Linked DNA regions of Mus musculus: region 2 is linked to region 1. Evidence: chromatin contacts called from ENCODE Hi-C data. All regions are on one chromosome and are shown on one strand. The core of a region is the stretch at or near the end of the contact, and the rest is flanking DNA. Distances in the headings are between cores, read along the strand shown. Region 1 holds the start of Ebf2 (early B cell factor 2). Region 2 overlaps Ebf2 (early B cell factor 2).

Region 1 (6,097 bases), core at 552-3,051:
TTCCCTCGGCTTGTCACCGCCGGAGCGAACCCCTAGACCGCTTTCGAGAGCCAAGGCCTCTGCGAAGTACCATCTGCTTCGGGGACAACTGAGCATTCGGCTTCGGAGGAGTGGCAATCGGGTACCGCAGCTGCCACTTCAGGCATCCGGCTTGCGGCCTTTGCTGCCACTCCTTGAAGGGTGGCAGCCAGTTCGCTCTACCCGGGACACCTGGAGATGTGGCCTATCTGCAAAAGGGGTCATTTCTCAACGTGAAGTCCGGAGATTTAAGGAGGTTGGCGCAGAACGCAGAGCGCAGAGGAAGAGTCGAGAGTCCTGGAAGAAATTTGTGGGTGTCTGGAGAGGGTAAAGGAGCTGGCTCTTGTAGTCTGGACACGAGGGCCATGAATCTCAGTTCAGTAGCGACAGTGAGAAGCGGGACTGGAATGTCTTCGTGGGATGGAACCCTAGACAAATTTTAACCATCCGTAAACGCGAAGATTTGGAAACAAAATCAACTTGAGGAACCCGCAAAACTGGAGGGTGCTCTTCTCTGCGGCTCCATTTTCTCCTCTTCCCCGACTACTCCTGTGCTTCGGTCCATCCTCGGCCTCTTCGGTTTGTCTGTCCCACTCTCCCTCACCCAGGACTCGCTTGCATGTCCCCTTTCCTAGAGCTCCCGGCCGCCTTGCTTTCCTTGCAGCCCCTCAGGCCTCTCCGGATCCTCTCGCCGCCGCCACCATCTGGCCGCTGGGCTCCCCGAGTCTCCAAGCCATCCTGAATGATGCTGGAGGAGAGGCGCTCGCAGGAAGCGTGGGGGAACCTAGGAGTGACCGGAAAGCCGGCTCTGCCGCTGCGCCGGCTGCCAGCTCGGATCTTCACGCGCCACTCCGCTAGAGTCCAAGAGTAAACGCCACGATGTGAGCTTGAACGCTACTTTTAATAAATTTTTTTTGTCCTCAAAGAACGGACTGTGGGGAGAAACACCCGTGACCTCGGTAGTTCAGAAACTACAGTGTCGACTGCGGGAAAAGGGTTCCCCTAGTCGCAGCGACCTGCCCGCCCAGGGAGAGCCCCAGTGCGCACAGCCAGGGAGGAGAGACAAGGACAGAGAGAAAGAGAGGGAGCAAAGGGAAGAGATATTCGGGGAGACAGACACAACCAGAGACTTTCAGAGCACAACGGCTCCAGTCTCATTACCTCTGAGCCGCGACATTGGCGTCCACCACGCCGACATTCCGGACCCAGGACCTGACCGAATCCATCTCGGCACCCAGCGACTTGTCTTTCAGAGCTGGTCCTCTTCCTAGCGTATCTTGAATCCCAAACATTTAAAAAGTCTGGTCCTCTACTGTCGCCTTAAAAGTGACTTTACAACAACACCGTCCTCACTCTCCAATGCTGCCAGCAAATGGTGTTCTCCAAAAGCAATCCGAGAAAGGCGGCAAGGGCCGAAGTTTGGGGGCCCTCTTGGAAAGAAATAGCCAGCCCGTTCCTCCACGCACAATGCAAAGTTTGCGTTTTTTATCCTCGGTGGCTTCAGATCTGCCGCCTCGGGGCTTCCACTCTAGGTCGCCCGCATCCTTCCAGCTGCAGAACGTTCTCCAGAAAGTGGCCACAATTTGGAAGCATCACCTGTTCTGGGAAAAACAGGAGGAGATAGATAGCTGCCTGATCTCTCCCCTTCCTCCTTGTTCCCCCCTCCCTGCTCCTCCCCACCGTTCCGATATAGGAAAAAAAAAAAAAATCCCCAACAGGATCAGTTGTAAGAGGAAGGGGAAGACCCGGAGCGGGGAGGAGGCGGTGGCTGAGAGCGCCGCAGAGCCGGGCTGCTGCAGCGCGCGGGCCCCATGAATGGTTACTACAACCCAGGCCGCGGGAGGCGGAGCCGAGGCCCGATAAGGAGCCTCATTTGCATGGACGCCCGGGATTGGCCGGCTCTGGGCAAGCTGGGCGGACGTCCTCCCGCGGCGTTAGCCAAGCTTTGCTTTGCCCGAAGTCCGGGAGGTGAAAGGCTACAGCAAGCCACAAGCACCGAGTCCCGACCAGAGTCCCGAGTGTTTGGCCTGAGTGGGAAAGGGGGTCCCCAAATCCTGCACCAAAACAGAGTAGCAGGACTCTGAGAGTTAGGATCATGATGGTTCTTTCCGATCGCGGGAGCAGGAAGCCAGCGCGGATTTGCCTCTAGATGCAGGTTTTTTGTCGCCTGCGGGAGACCCTACAGATTCATTCCCGGGGTTTGGACCTGTGACCACCTGTATTTATGCTTTTCGCAAACACTACCCTCAGGGCATCCGTCTTTCTGAACCGGTCTACCAAGTCTCAGAGAGTTCCAGGGAAGCAATCATTTCGTGCGAAGGCCACAAGTGTTAGAAGGAGAGGCGAGATGAAGGAAGGAGAGAGCGGAGTGTGGACGAATGAGGCTCAAGTGCAGTTTAAATAAATATACTGTGAAGGGAAATGGTGAAGGAGTTAAGGAAAACAGCCCCGGGAGGGCGGGAGTACGCACCTTTGCAGATAGGAGAGGTTGCTGACAGCTTGGCTGGCTGAGAACTGCGGGATGAAGTTTCGAATCCTCCCCCCTTTTAAAATCTCCCTCCCCAATCCCTGAAGGCCGGGGAACCCTGCGTTAGAGACACGAGGCGTCTGTGAAGAAGTCCTGGAAACTTTGTCCGCCGAGCGCTGTGGTCGCGAAGGTTGGTGGTCGGGAAGCCGAGGCTCCACAAAATAGCTGAAACCCTAGACGGCTGGAGGTGCCTATTAAAAAAAAATCCTCCTGGCTGGGTGTTATTTTCTTGCTTCTCTTTTTGTATTCTGATCTGCGCGTAGATCTGCTGTTGAAATCTAGAACGCCAGCGCGAAAACAGATTTGAAGACAATGAATGCAAATCTGTGCTCAAAGACCATCTGCCGTGGAGCAGACAATCAGCTGCGCCGCGGTTCGAGCGACTGCACCCGAGCCTCTCAGCATCATTACAGTCGGGAGTCTTTCCTCCCGGCTCAGGGCTCAGGTTTGAGTGTCAATTGACTCCTGACCGGACCCCCTAGCTGTAGGTGAGCGCTCACAGACGAGCTGCGAGAGTTCGCCGCTAGAGGACACAGCGCCTGGGGTGCACGTTTGCCCGGCGAGCGAAAAGGAAGCTTGCGCTTTCAGAGACTGCTTGAGTCTCCATTGAAGGGGACCTGAGCACGTCACTTCACCTCAGGGGCAAACTGTGACTACAGACTGCGCAGGCGGGATGGTGCTCCGGAAGACTTGGTCTCTCTCTACAGCAGTGACTGACTTGAAAGCTGGCTGGGGCTCTCTTTGCACAGACTGGGGAGGGGGGCTGGAGTCGCGTTGATGGTGTACCCTAACTCCAGGTCTTTAATTTCAGGCTTAAAGGGGAGGCAGGGTGGCTTGAGGTACAGTTGAGTGTAAGAAAATAAGAGGCCTAGTTGCATTCGGCAGTTATCCAACAAAAGAGGGAGGGTGGGGGAGAAAATGGTCGAGATAAGATCCACCTCTGCTCTTTCAGCTGCGCAGTTCAGTTACACAAGACTTTACGGATAATTGCGACCCCAGGAAAAACTAACCACCCAGAGTCTTCGAGCTGGGCCTGCTCGTTTTTGTTTTGGTTTGGTTTTAGTTTTAGTTTTGTTTTGTTTTTGTTTTTTTTAAGTCTGCTGAATTTAACTAATCTCTTGTCCTTCTTTCTTGTCCCGGCCATGTTCCCAGCTGGGCAAGGCCTCAGGTTCCTCGGTGAAGAGTGTGGACCAGCCAATGAGCCCTCCGACGTGTGGATGAAACGGCTGGCTTTTGTTTAGTTTTGTTTTAACCTCCCCAAGGAGACTTTGATCAGCTCCACCTCGAAAATGTTCGCGAAAGATGCGGAGAGCCTGAGGGACTGCGGGGCAGCAACGGGCTCCGGCCTAGCCCGGCCCGCCGGCCCCCAGAGGCTCCAGGTTAAAGGGCAGAGCCAAGGTCGCTGACGCCTCTTTTCTCACCAGTAACAGCTGCCGCCCAAATTATACCCCTCAGGAAGCGAATGAATTGTTCCTTTCTCCTTGCTCCCTGCTGCCTTCTCCAAAGCATACTGTCAGTGGCGTCTCACCTCCCTCCTTCCCAGTGACAAGTTCAGGGGTGGCGGTGCCCTGCTGGAAGATAGTGTGTGGGTGCCTTACCTCTAGAACTCAGTGGGACGCTTGGCTCTTAGTGGTCTGCACTGAGGAACCACCCCACCTCCCCTGCGGCTCCTCTGAACACTGGGGACAGACTGCGGACCGACCACTTGGGGTTCCTAGGGTGGTGAGCCCAAAGTCCAGAAGTCCCTTTTACGCATAAATGAAGTTCCAGACCGAGTATAGAGGAGCAGTCGGCCTTGTGCCCTAAGCTGTAACGCTTGTGCGCGCCGAGAGCGGTTCTGCCAACCGCCTTGGCTTTGATTATGTTTGTCAAGGTCTTAGGGAGGGGTGGCGGAAGAATTGACCACCCGTGCTAAAGAAGCGGTGCTGGTGGCTGCGGCGCGCAATCGTGGCGCCCAGAGGGTTGCTTCCATCTCCTTCGCCTCCAGCTACGTGAGAATAACCCTCCATTAGGAACCTGAAACACAAATGCCGCCGGGTCCGGGACCAGGACCGGGACCCGGCTGGGTGTCCGCCCCCTCCCCCCCATACCCAACCCCACTCGCAGCCTCAAGCTTCCTCCACCAAGGACTGGGGAGTCTCGCGTTCCATCCTCGAGAAAAAATCAGAACTCACAGTATTACTATTTTTCACGACCATCTAGTTACACAAACTGGGGAAGTGGTTTGGGATCTCATTTTATACGTTGTCACCGCTTTTGTTCACCCTTCTAAAATACCAGAGTCCAGGTTTGAATTCCCCCTCCCCCTTGTTCGTGTTGTACTGCAGCTTAAGACAATATGTTCAGGCCGAAATTGGTTTTAAGGCCCGGTTGGCCCAGAATTTACCAGCCCTGACATCCTGTGCGCTGGGGCCCTTCTCAAAGTCGGAGGTTTGAGGTATGCCCTCCAGGCGTCATAACACATCCCTCACCCCACAACTAACTCTCTCTCTCTCTCTCTCTCTCTCTCTCTCTCTCTCTCTCTCTCTCGTGTGTCTGCCTCTATGCATCCCAAAGCACAGACCTGGACCCTTCCTGAATACCGGGACAGCTAGTATGAGCCCTGTAAATTTAAAAGGTTTGGTCTCCATAAGCTATCTTTGGACAAGCATTTTTCATTTACCAGTTTTTGTTTTTATTTAAACCGGGCTTTTATTTGCCCAACTAGTAACAAATGGCTTTGCTCTATCTCAGAGACCTACTGGGTATTTAATCCACAATTTGTAAATGATTTTTATATAAAAACTCTGATTTCACTGATTCCCACACCAAATTCCAAGCTGGGCATTTTTTTTCTCCTTCCAGAAACTAGATTTGTATAGTACATAAGTGTGAATTCCCCAGAGAGGGGAGAGCAAAGAAATTACTTCATTTATGGTTTCATGATAAATATCTCACATGTCCACACCAAGAAATTTCCTTCAAGGACAGTTCGATTAGACTTGGGTACGATTTTGATTTGTTTTTAACACGATGAAACAGGGTCAAGCGGGACCACCTAGAGAAACACTAAAATTACAGGATAGAAAGTTTTAGAGGCTCGCCGGTATGGTGCCCAAGTCAACTGGGAAGTGTTTACTAAAAATGAACCGAAGGAACCTAACACTTGCTCCAGAAAAGTCTTCCTCAACTCCTCCTTCCTCACCCATCCTCGGCTTCTCTCATACCTCCTTGGTAGCAAGCGCAAAGAAATACGCTTTATTTTTTTTCCCACTCGCTCATTCCGAGCGATCGATCGCAAAAAGTCCTTACCTTACGACAGTAAGGAGTAAGGTAAGGAGGAGCAACAATGCCAGCGGTGGCAACAGCTGTAACAGTGGCCTTCGGAGCCCTGGTGTCATCTGCACTGGGCCCGCTGGCAGCGCAGGAATGGCTAGGGTATGCGACAGGACACAGGTGACTGGCAGCTTCTACTCTTAACACTGGAATTCAGCGTTTCCGCTGCTGGGTGTCTAGACTAGACAAGGCCTTTCCTTGGGGCCACGCTTGAATAAACTGGCCTGGTTTCGGCCA
Region 2 (6,150 bases), core at 1,468-3,967, 38 kb before region 1:
AAAAAAAAAAATCACTTTCCCATATTCTTGTAGCTTTGCAAGTACATACGCACACACACATACCGTGGAGAAAGAAGGTTCTGACAACACTCAAGCCCAGCCTTGTATAACATGAAAAATAGACATCTCAGGTCTGTATATGTGTGTGTGTATGTGTGTGTGTGTGTGTGTGTGTGTGTACACACACACACACACATACACACACAACCACACAACCACATATAGTCTTACCAGATATCTCAGCAGTTCTCTCTGCAAAGAAAGATATGGCCGCATAGTTTCCACGTGAAACAGTTTCAAACGTCCTACATTTGGGCTGTTCACAGAGGCTAATATTTGAATGCACTTGGGACACTCTGTCCCCAATTCCAATGTAATCATCATGACCAGCAGGGCCTGGGAGATCTTTGAGGTCAATATTAGCTTTCACCAATAGCATACAAGATGGACTGAAGTGACACCCGGGGGTGAGTCTATTTTTACCAAGTAGTATTTACAACACACTCTCCTCTCCTAGTTTATAAGCTCAAGAACTTTGTGGAAAATCACGAGGGCCCTAGCGTGGCCATGCGTGGGCTTTCTCCCTCTGGTTGCTAGATTCCACGTCTACCCTCTTCCCTTTCTGTATCTGAGCGGCAGGCAATACTGCAAAGCCAACTCTACCTTTACCACAGTGAATGTGTCACCTGAGAAGGATCTGGAAAGGTTGAGTTCCATAGCCATTAAATGTATGTCCCACGGCTGATCGAGAGCAACAAGCCAGTCTGCTGGAGCCACTGTCAGATAGAACAGAGGTCACCGAAGACCTCAGGAGGCGTACAGCCCAGCATCCGACATGCCATCCAGCAACACAGTCAAATAAATGAATTCATAAACAAGCATTTTATATAAAAATCAAGAAAGCATAATCTGGAGATAACTTGAGACTTGCTATTTTTCCCTAAGTATTGGAAATGTTAACATCAATATTAAATCAGCATTTTATCATCTGTGTTCGTCTTATCCTGGGACATTTGTTTTCCCAGAAACTAAAACGGAACGAGGGCGGGAGCTACTCTGTGTGGAAATGCAGAGTTTATTGACCACCTCTAGTATAATCTAGCTAGCTTTGGTCCAGTTTCTCAACTTCCCAAAATCAATTAAAAGTGAAAAAAATAAAATAAAAAACAATAACAGAGTATAGATGAAGTTGTAGATCCAAAGCTTTTACGCCAAAATGCTTGTGCGTTTTTGTTTTGCTTTGTTTTGTTTTGTTTTTAATATAACATGCTTAAAAACTGAAAACGTTTTTTGGATTGCTTACATACTCTGAAGTGCTTCCTGCCTACATATCCTCAGAACTCCCCAGGGCTTTGCCTGGACACATGGAAAATTTCAAGTTGAGCCATTTTTAAGTTATCCATGAGTGAAAGCAAAGGGGGGGTGGGGGGGGCGCATGAAGTGGGAGTTGGAATTTGTCATGAAAGAAGGAAAAGGCATTTTGCTCTTTCTCTTCTGATCCTTGAGCTCTTCACAGCGGCTCAGCATGATTTCCCCGATTTGTGGGGTTTTGTTGCGGTGGTTGTTGCTGCTTTTCCACAAAGCACAGAATCACCTTCCAGCCGAAGCCAAGTATGAACGGATTCAGTGTGCCGTAAGAGAGAGCACCAGGGAGTTCTTCAGGCACGTCTATTCGGAACCATAAAACTAGCATTACCAGACGCAAATCAGATCACATGTCACAGTGATAGATAACCGCCCAAGTCATAAAGCAAACACGTACTTAGTATCCATCAGCCAGAAACGTGTGTGTGTGTGTGTGAGTTTAAATTTTTTTATTTTGAAGCATTAAACACAGAAATAATTTTGTCAATGAGGGGTATCACTGGAACAGGAGCAAGCAGTGCAAAACACTGGCTTCCTGGATATAGATACTCCTAGGTGCTGTCTCTGCCAACTCTGGTAATCTGTAAGAGGCTCACTGCCCCCTAAATGAAAGTTTCCGAGATTCTTCACAAACATAATATCCATGGGGTATCATGTACAATCTAGTGATGATGCCAATAATGAACAGCTAGGGTAGAAGGGAGTAGACAGTCCAAAACGTTTGAAAGTCCATGGGCTAAACAAGTTAAGTACGGAGGAGAAAACCAAACTAGTTTACAGGGAAACACCTCGCTCAGAAATGTAGTTACTGAGTTCATGAATCTCACATAAATAGCTGTAGACGCTGCTGACTTCCTAAGCCAAGGGGGAAAACATGTGTTTGAAGAACAAGGAGAGAAGCCAGAACATGGAATAATTGTCTCACTGGACGCCCTCGGCTACAGAGACTGTTGGCTGAGACTCCCATTAAGGAGAAATGGAGAAAATGGATCAGAGATACTGCCCAGCCAGGATGGGAAGAGACTTTATTTTTACAAATAAACGTGTCTAAGAGATAGGCTGGACATCAGGGAGGAAAAAAAAGTGGGGAAACCCAGAAGAAAAAGGAGCCTGAGGTCATGAGGCCCTCCTGTCGCCAATGGAGGCTGTTGGGGAAGAGAAAGCAAATATTGGCACTGTATGGCTGCGGTGAGTTTCCCACTTCTTCAAATATAACTTTGTGACTGTGTTTAAGAGAGTTGCCCACTGTTATTGGTCTAATGAGCTAACTCTGAAATCTGAGCTAAAGACAGCTCCCTAGTGGCTGCTCACTGTTTCACAGACCAAAAGGAAACTTCTTTCAGGGGCCCATCAGGGCGAACCACTGCTGACAGCTTGGAACGGCACAACACAGATTTATTTCGCAGACAGCCACAGACAGGAATTTAGCACCCTGTGCTGGCCTCCTGCTTAGAGGAGAAGGTGTTAAAAAGCAACCATGCAGAGCCCTCCCTTGAACAAAACCCAGTAGCGACTAATCAAGCGGTCACCCGTTCCCAGCAGAAAATACCCAGCGATGTGGGACTGAGTGCAGGAGAGGGGTACAGGATTCTGACAGCTGCTGCTGGGGGCCGAGGAGGTGGAGTGTGAGAGCTGCCTCTGAGAGCTCTAAATATTTTGCATGACCTTTCAACTTACAAATTAATTGATTTATAAACAACGGCAAATGCTATTTATTTATTTATGACATCTTGGAATGCCTTCTCTGGATCCGAGGGCACAGCACTGTTCTCTGATGCCGGCGGAGATTTCAGAAACATCCAGTTGTGGGCTCAAGTAGGCATCAGTGAGCAGCTCTTTACCTGTCTATTCAAGAAACTTCCCCATGCCTACCAGTTCGTGCATACAATTGTCTGTCAGCCTTGTTTTCTGTGTGTCTTGTATATGTATTCATGTGAGCTCATTCATGTGAGTTCACACGGAAGGAAGGAAGGAAGGAAGGAAGGAAGGAAGGAAGGAAGGAAGGAAGGAAGGAAGGAAGGAAGGAAGGAAGGAAATATAGACAGACTTTAAATGCTGCCCTTATCTATACTAACATTTTTCATAAATAATCTCTTCAGATCACTTCTCACCATTTGAATTCTTGAACATTGGCAATAATAACTATTAATAAGTAAACACTGGTGAAAGCGAATAAATAGGTAGTAAATAAACAAATGATCTGATACTCCTTTGATTGATGTCACATGCAGCAATGCCTAAGGCAGAGATGGCCACTAACACAAGGCTCAGCCTCCCAGCAAGTCTTTAAGGAACGGAAACATGAGAACTCATGGAACAGCTACCATTGGCTCAAAGGACTCCTGGCAGAACCAAGCTCAGTTTGTGTCCTGCCATAGTAGGCTCCTCTCAGCAAGGTAGCAACTTTCAAGAAGGAAGAACACTTGTTTAGAGTTTGGATATTTGGTTTTGCCTTTTTTTTCCTTTCTTTCTTGAAGTTCTATGTTATCCTCTATCTGGGACATGTAGGTAGCCCAAAATTTGTTTGTTTTTTAGTTTTGGTTTTGGTTTTTTTTTTTTTTTACAACAATGATAAACACATGGCTGGACAAGGGTCATCTCAAAGCCCGGTCCTCGGGGGCTACTCTCTCTCACCTTACTGTGGGAACTATGCAAAGGGAACCGAACCCCAGGGAGCTACAACCTCAGGAACAGGGCAAGCAAGGATAGCAACTTCCTCACCTTAGCAAGCCAGACTCCAGGGCTGAGCAGGGAACTCGTTCCTGTTTATTTTTCTACTTCGTCCACATCTTTGCAAACATGTGAGAGGTCCTGGGTCACTGATACTAGTTAAAGGATTGGAGCTTTAATTTTGTACTTGAAATTAAATGTGGGGCAGGGGTTGGTGTGGAAGGAAGAGAAGCCATAGGTAGACTCCCCAAACTTCCTTTCCAAGGAAGGCTGCCCCATTTTCGACAGACATAAATATGAGTGCTAATGTTGACATCGATTTTACTAGGAATATTACAGTAAGTATATTTTAATGTAAAATAAAATGAGATTTAAAGCAATACAAAGAAAAATGTAGCCAAAGGTAACCAACTGAAAATCAGCTAAGGAACTTTCCCTAACCTTAAATTGAAAGTCTGGAGGCTGGGGATGTGGCCCAGCTGGCAGAGTGCTAGCTTAGTTTGTATGGAGCCCTCTGTCCCTCTGTCCCCAACAGCGCATAAACCAGGTATGCTGGGGTTTGCTGGCAATGTCAATACTCAAGAAGTAGAGACAGGAGAATTAGAAAAGTTCAAGGTCATCCTTGGCTACATAGTGAGTACTGAGGCTAGCCTGAGCTACATAAAACTGTTCCCAAAACAGCAAGATGTTTGGTACTTATTCTGCTTATTCTGTCTGTCTGTCTGTCTGTCTGTCTGTCTGTCTGTCTGTCTCCCTCTCTCCCTCTCCTCCTCCCTCTCCCCATTCTCTCCATCTCTTCTTCCTCTCCCTCTTCCTCTTTCTCTCTCTCCCTCTCTCCCCTTCCCTCCTCCTCCTCCTCCCTCTCCCTCTCCTCCCCCTCCTCCCTCTCCCCCTCCCCCTTCTCCCTTCCCCCTCCCCCTCCCCCTCTCCTCTCCTCACCACACATTCTCTCTGGGCATCTCATATGACACAAGCCCCCTTTTCCTACTATGTTTCCATTCCCAGTTGAACTCTACCAAGATGAAGATGAAGCATGCTCCAAAAGTCAGAAGACAAGGCTGTGACATTTCTACCAATGGACATAGCTACCCTCCCTCTTCCTGACCTATGTCCCTGTGTGCACTATGCCTTTGGGATATTTTCCACATTTGGGGTGCTTTCCAGATTCCTGGCAAGTGCTGCTGCTGCTGACGCGACAGATGAGAGGAGACACCCTTGCCTCCTCACTACAGTAGGCTCTGTGTGTGTGTGTGTGTGTGTGTGTGTGTGTGTGTGTGTGTGTGTGCGTGTGTGCGTGTCTCCAGCCTTTGCAGAGAAACAGCGCTCCATGGTACTGGCGCTCTGTCATTTACTCATTGTGCAAGTGACCACTGATACCTACGCTGTGGGAAAGACATTATCCTGCCTCAGCGGTTCTCAACCTTCCTAAAGCTGTGAGTTTTTACTACAGTTCCTCATGCTGTGGTGACCAAGCATAAAAATTATTTTCATTGCTACTTCATAACAGTAAATTTGCTACTGTTATAGAAATCATAATGTAAATATTTGTGTTTTCTTTGGGGGGGGTCGAGACCCACAGGTTGAGAACCACTGTTCAAGATGTCAAGGCTAAGCCAAAGTTACTGTGTTGCTATCTGTGCCCCACCCCATAGCTTAGTAGTAGTAAGAGTCAGGGAGAGAAAACAGACAATGGGTAAGTTAGTAAAATAGTAAGCATATTAGTTGTTGATATTTTAAAGTCTGAGGCAGACACTCAGGATGTAGAACCTTTGTAAGTTTGAGGCCAGCCTAATCTATATATTGAGTTCCGGGCCAGACAGACCTGTACAGTAGAACCTTGTCTCAAAACAAAACAAAACAAAACAAAACAAAACAAAAAGCTAGAAAGACCAGAGAGAAGATTCATTGGTTAAAAGCACTACTTTTCTTCCAGAGGACCTAAATTCAGTTCCCATACCCATCTCTGGTGACTTAGAACCTCCTGACGATTCACTGCCTCCGGCCTCTGAGGGCACTGTATGCACACGCATATACCCACATACCATACAGACACATTCATACACAATTAAAAAAATAAACTTTCAAGTGTTGAAATCATTAAGTCAGGAAGAGGAT

Evidence for each region. Hi-C counts contacts between places; a loop is a spot of excess contacts on that map.
Region 2: a loop to region 1 is called in a map of heart, with 2.1 times the contacts of the local background. The contact joins the enhancer-like site here to the promoter of Ebf2 in region 1. A Hi-C loop is called at or near these places in 1 of 37 maps with a recorded cell type or tissue (heart).

The regions. Positions count from the first base shown.
Region 1 is chr14:67,230,348-67,236,444 of GRCm38, reverse strand. Ebf2 (early B cell factor 2) reads right to left here and starts at 1,801. Exons shown (of 16, transcript NM_001360202.1): 1 at 1,180-1,801. The coding sequence starts at 1,310. Gm20675 (a long non-coding RNA gene) reads left to right here and starts at 3,250. Exons shown (of 2, transcript XR_874748.1): 1 at 3,250-3,342; 2 at 3,698-4,029.
Region 2 is chr14:67,268,942-67,275,091 of GRCm38, reverse strand. All of the region lies in intron 6 of Ebf2 (early B cell factor 2), which reads right to left. Among named protein-coding and RNA genes, the nearest start is that of Gm52149, 7.2 kb to the right of the region's middle. Within about 2 kb of position 2,717, at least 2 of the 3 ENCODE cell types and tissues checked have a DNase peak (open chromatin) inside an H3K27ac peak, as active enhancers do; they include heart, where a contact is called at or near this core.